2 separate regions of the Homo sapiens genome follow, and region 1 is linked to region 2. Evidence: chromatin contacts called from ENCODE Hi-C or POLR2A ChIA-PET data. All regions are on one chromosome and are shown on one strand. Each heading gives the region's core, a stretch centred on a gene start or an enhancer-like site at or near the end of the contact. The rest is flanking DNA. Distances are from core to core; before and after follow the strand shown. Region 1 overlaps EPAS1 (endothelial PAS domain protein 1). Region 2 overlaps PRKCE (protein kinase C epsilon).

Evidence for each region. Hi-C counts contacts between places; a loop is a spot of excess contacts on that map. ChIA-PET counts read pairs that join two places held with the same protein, here RNA polymerase II (POLR2A). Pooled maps may share reads with other maps.
Region 1: a loop to region 2 is called in a pooled map, with 2.8 times the contacts of the local background. The contact joins two enhancer-like sites. A Hi-C loop is called at or near these places in 3 of 168 maps with a recorded cell type or tissue (Panc1, endothelial cell of umbilical vein and heart right ventricle), 1 of 37 single-sample maps with no recorded cell type and 5 of 50 pooled maps. POLR2A ChIA-PET finds 5 or more read pairs at or near these places in 6 of 52 experiments (AG04450, BJ, Caco-2 and 3 more).

What each region holds. Positions count from the first base shown.
Region 1 is chr2:46,315,550-46,318,249 of GRCh38, forward strand. The region is part of intron 1 of EPAS1 (endothelial PAS domain protein 1); the gene reads left to right. Among named protein-coding and RNA genes, the nearest start is that of EPAS1, 19 kb to the left of the region's middle. Within about 2 kb of position 1,447, at least 2 of the 41 ENCODE cell types and tissues checked have a DNase peak (open chromatin) inside an H3K27ac peak, as active enhancers do.
Region 2 is chr2:46,062,156-46,064,855 of GRCh38, forward strand. The region is part of intron 10 of PRKCE (protein kinase C epsilon); the gene reads left to right. Among named protein-coding and RNA genes, the nearest start is that of EPAS1, 230 kb to the right of the region's middle. Within about 2 kb of position 1,424, at least 6 of the 41 ENCODE cell types and tissues checked have a DNase peak (open chromatin) inside an H3K27ac peak, as active enhancers do.

The DNA of each region.
Region 1 (2,700 bases), core at 197-2,696, 250 kb after region 2:
CCCCACTGAGCAAAGTCTGCTTGTTCACTGGAGTTCACACAGACTCCTTGCCAGGCCTGCCCAGAATCCTGTCTCCTCTGACTTCCTGTGCTCTTGCATAATATTTCCTTGCTCCCTGAATGGCTGGCCCCAGTGCAGGAGCAGCTCACTCACACTGCTGGACCGAGGGCAGGATGTAGAGGGAGGGCAGGGATCTGCAAACGTCACCCAGGGGTGCTCTGGGCTCTGAGGGTGGAGGGCAAGAGGGGCAGAGCCCCCTCAAATTCTTTGGAAGATTATAGCACAAGGGGAGTTGGGAAGGCCCTGGGACCATGTGCACACACATCTATCTCCATGAATTGTCTCTCCTGTAAAATTATTTTTAAAGTTGCTAAGTTGTTTTCTTCTGATTATAAAAAATATACATGTTCCCCATAAAAAGTCATAGTAAAAGAAGGCATGGAGATAAAAATAAAAATCACCAAAATTCCATCACCCAGAGATAACCACTGTTAACTCTTTGGTGAACATACTTTTCTCTATATCATGAATATTGATATATAATTACAGAATACGGGCATACTTCTAAGATATTGTAGGTTCGTTCCAGGCCACTACAGTAAAGTGAATATCACAATAAAACGAGTCACATGATTTTTTTTTGTTTCCTCGTGCATATGAAAGTTATGTTTATATTTTAGCATTATGTCTAAAAAACAATGTACATACCCTTTTTTTTTTTCTTTTTGAGACACAGTTTCACTCCGTTGCACAGACTGGAGTGCAATGGGGCAATCTTAGCTCACTGCAACTTCCGCCTCCTGGGTTCAAGCAATTCTGGTGCCTCAGCACCCCCGAGTAGCTGGGATTTACAGACATGTGCTGCCACACCCAGCTAATTTTTGTGTTTTTAGTAGAGATGGGGTTTTGCCATGTTGGCCAGGCTGGTCTCGAACTACTGGCCTCAAATGATCTGCCTGCCTCAGCCTCCCAAAGTGTTGGGATTACAGGCATGAGCCACCGCACCTGGCCAACAATGTCTATACCTTAATTTAAAAATATTTTATTGCTAAAAGAAATGCTAACAATCATCTGAGCCTTCAGTGAGTCATAATCTTCTTACTGGGAGAGGTTCTTGCCTCCATATCGGTGGCTGCAGAACTGATTAGTGTGACGGTTGCTGAAGGTTGGGGTGGCTGTGGCAATTCCTTGAAATCAGACAAGAATGAAGTTTTTTACATCAATAGAGTCTTCTTTTCAGGAAAGACTCTGCAGCATGTGATACTGTCTGATAGCATTTTACCCACAGTAAAACTTCCTTCATAATTGGTGTCAATCCTCTCAAACCCTGCCACTGCTTTATCAACTTAGTTGATGTAATATTCTAAATCCTTTGTTGTCATTTCCACAGTGTTCACACCATCTTTACCAGGAGCAAATTCCATCTTGAGAAGCCACTTTTCTTTTCTCATCTGTAAGAAGCTCTGACTCATCTGTTCAAGTTTTATCATGAGGTTGCAACAGTTCAGTCACATCTTCAGGCTCCACTTCTAGTTTTCTTGCTATTTCTTCCACATCTGCAGTTACTTCCTCCACTAAAGTCTTGAACCCCTCAAAGTCATCCGTGAGGTTTGGAATTAACTTCTTCCAGACTCCTGTTACTGCTGATATTTTGACATCCTCCCACAAATTACAAATGCTGTTAATGGTATCTAGAATGGTGAACTCTTTTCAGGTGGTTTTCAATTTACTTTGCCCAGATTCATCTAGGAATCACTATCTATGGCAGCTATAGCCTTACAAAATTTCTTGAATAAGACTTGGAAGTCAGAATTACTCCTTGATCCATGGGCTTCAGAATGGATCTTGTGTTAGCAGGCATGAAAACAACATTAATTTTGTGCGTCTCCATCAGGGCTCTTGAGTAACTAGGTGCATTGACAACGAGCACATAAACATATGTGCTGTCATCCAGGTTTTGTTGTTCCACTGATAGAGCACCAATAAAGTAGATTTGGCATAATTTTTAAGAACCCTAGGACTTACAGAATGGTAAATGATAAGTGGCTTCAGCTTAAACTCACCAGCTGCATTAGTCCCTAGTAAGAGAGTCAGCCTGTCCTTTGAAACTAGGGATTGACTTCTCCCCTCTTGCAGTGAAAGTCCTAGATGGCATGTTCATCCAGCATAAGGCTCTTTCATCTACACTGAAAATCTGTTTAGTGTAGCCACCTTCATCAATGATCTTAGCTAGATCTTCTAAATAACTGGCTGCCGCTTATGTATCAGCACTTGCTCTTTCACCTTGCATTTTTATGTTATGGAGATGTCTTCTTTCCTTAAATGTGACGAACCAACCTCTGCTAGCTTCATACTTTTCTTAATGCAGCTTCCTTACCTTGCTCTGCCTTCCTAGAATTGAAGAGAGTTAGGGCCTTGCTCTGGATTAGACTTTGGCTTAAGGGAATATTATGCCTGGTTTGATCTTCTCACTAAGCTTAATCATTCCTTAACTTTTGATTTAAAGTGAGAGATGTGACTCTTCCTTTCATTCGAACACATAGAGCCCATTGTAGAGTTATTAAAATTGGTCTAATTTCAATATTGTTGTGTCTCAGGGAATAGGAAGGATTGGGGAGGGGGAGAGAGAGATACACACACACACACACAAACACACACACGCACACAGAGGAACAATCACTGGACCAGTCAGAACACACA
Region 2 (2,700 bases), core at 174-2,673:
CCAGCCTCATGCATACATTAAGTATTTCTTGCCCTCCTGCTGGATATAAAGCCCTGTGTCAGATGCTGGGGGCATGGGAATGAATACGATAGACATGTCCCCTACTCTTTTGTTGAGGATAGGGTTTTAGCCTTTCAGAAACAAAATCTGGCCCGGTGCATGAGGTCGTTTGTGTGTTCTGGTGACAGGTCATCCCTGTGGGTGCTCCCTGGGCAGATATGTCCTACTCAAATTAGTCAGACTCTCTTTCAAAGTGTGCCCCTTAGGAAGCCATGAGAAGCCCAGTGTGCCAAGAACACTCTTTTGTGATTCTAAAACCATCCCCGGGGATTAGGACTAGACACAAACTATGAAGACTAATAGGTAAATAGGAGAGTTCGACAGAGTGATACCTAAGGGGCTCTTTGCAATGCAGTAACAATCTGCTTTCTGTGTTTATGCATTGACCAACCCTCCCCCACTTCACCCCCAATATTCTTTTAAGTAGGAGTTGAAGGGTATAAAAGCTCAGCCTTTTTTTTTTTTTTTTTTTTTTTTTGAGATGGTCTCGCTCAGTGGCCCAGGCTGGAGTGCAGTGGCACCATCTCAGCTCACTGCAACCTCCGCCTCCGGGGTTCAAGCGATTCTCCTGCCTCAGCCTCCTGAGTAGTTACAGTGGAGACGTTGTTTCGCTATGTTGGCCAGGCTGGTCTCAAACTCCTGGGCTCAAGTGATCCTCCCACCTCAGCTTCCCAAAATGCTGGGATTACAGGCATGGGCCACTGCGCCCGGCCTCAGCTTATTAATGTAGGTTTTCCTACACTTAAATCAATTACATACAAATCTTCCAGTTTTCTCATTTTAAGTGCATTCTTAGAAATCACGAAAGAAAGCAGAGTGGGCAAGCTGATCATTTTATTCTCCATCTGCAGTCAACTTGCTAAGTAGCTTGCAGTTAACAGCTTTTGCCACGAGAGGGCGATGATTGTTGGAAAGGCAGAGCTGAGTGGGCCAAGGTTGGACCCTGGGGATGTTGATGAAATAGCAACTGGTTATTATGTTCCGTTGATCCAGGGCCAGAAAGAGGAGACAAAGGACCTAAAATGCTTTAGGCTTAGATAGCTAGGTGATATTCTAGGAGGAGAAAATTTGGAACTGCTTCAGTTTCCAGCATTGTGTTATACTTTTATGTGTAAGAGCCTGAAGTTGAACAGAAAAAAAAAAAAAAAGTCGGGGCGGAGCTGTCTTTTCTTTTAAAAATAGACGCATGGAAGCATGTGTTTGTTTGTTCCTACTTGGTGTTTTTGTTTTATTTATAAAATGAAAACAGCTGAAATAATTTCTGGATTGTTCTGAACTTTTGAGCACAGACTCCCAGATGGTTTCTGTGGTCTGGGCCCTCAAAAACCCACCTGATGGGGGATGGCGCCCATCTTTGGAAAAAGCTATTTGAGGCTCTGTGAAGCAGCTCGAGTTTGTTTGTTTTCCCTTGTATTTGAAAATGGAAGTCAAGCATGCTCCCAGGGCAGAGAATTCCGCAACTGTGACCATCTTGCAAGGGGCAGGAAAAGATTTACAGTGTTTTGCTAGACCAATCGCCACTTCCTTCTGGGGTAAAAATCCTTACCAGCAACTCCTTACCAGCGACTCCTCTTCTGGCTAAATTGGAGTAGCATTTTCCTATCAAAGTCATTTAAGATACAGATTATTCAATAACCTGAGAGAAGGGTGGAGTATTCATTTCTAATGACTTCACAGAATTCCAGTCCTCTCTGAGCCCGAAGAGTTGTTGACTATCATCAGGTGTTAGGCCTCACATCTTTCATTTGCTAACAGTATTTTACTGTCTATGAAAATGGTTAACTGGTCGGGCACAGTGGCTCACACCTGTAATCCCAGCACTTTGGGAGGCCGAGGTGGGCGGATCACTTGAGGTCAGGAGTTCAAGACCAGCCTGGCCAACATGGTGAAACCCTGTATCTACTAAAAATACAAAAATTAGCCAGGCATGGTGACACGTGCCTGTAATCCCAGCTACTCAGGAGGCTGAGGCAGGAGAATCGCTTGAACCTGGGAGGTGGAGGTTGAAGTGAGCCAAGATCATACCACTGCATTCCACCTGGGTGACAGAGTGAGACTCTGTCTCAAAAAAAAAAAAAAAAAAAAAAGAAAAAGAAAATTGTTAACTGCCCTTAAAAATATAGTCGTTCTCCTTCGACACTCAAAAGTTCTCTATTTGCAAATGAAGTTCATATGAATTTGTTAATGATTCACTTCTCAGTAATTGGCAATCCCAAATTAATCAGATTTCCTTGCACTAATGGTTTCTTTAATAAATGATATTAGATGGTAATAGAAAGGACAGTCTTGGCAATAACTGCTTAAATCATAGCATGAGGGATTTAGATTTTCATCAGCAGCTTGCACCAGAAGCAGAGTCTGACTGAATATTATCTCCTTTGTAGATTAGATAGAAGAAGAATTAGGGAGATACAAAGAAGCATTTTCTAAGCATAGTTAGACTCTGATTTTGGTGACAGTACGAACTAGGGAAGTTGGAAAATGCCTCATTGGCCTAAAACTGGTAACATATAATAAACTAGGACTGGAGGCAAAATTACAGAAGTTTTTTTGGTAATTCTCTTGGGCTCTTTCTGGGGGATTCTTAGTCTTATAGAATTTTGCTACTTGATGCTCATCCATGGCCTGTGGAATGTATCG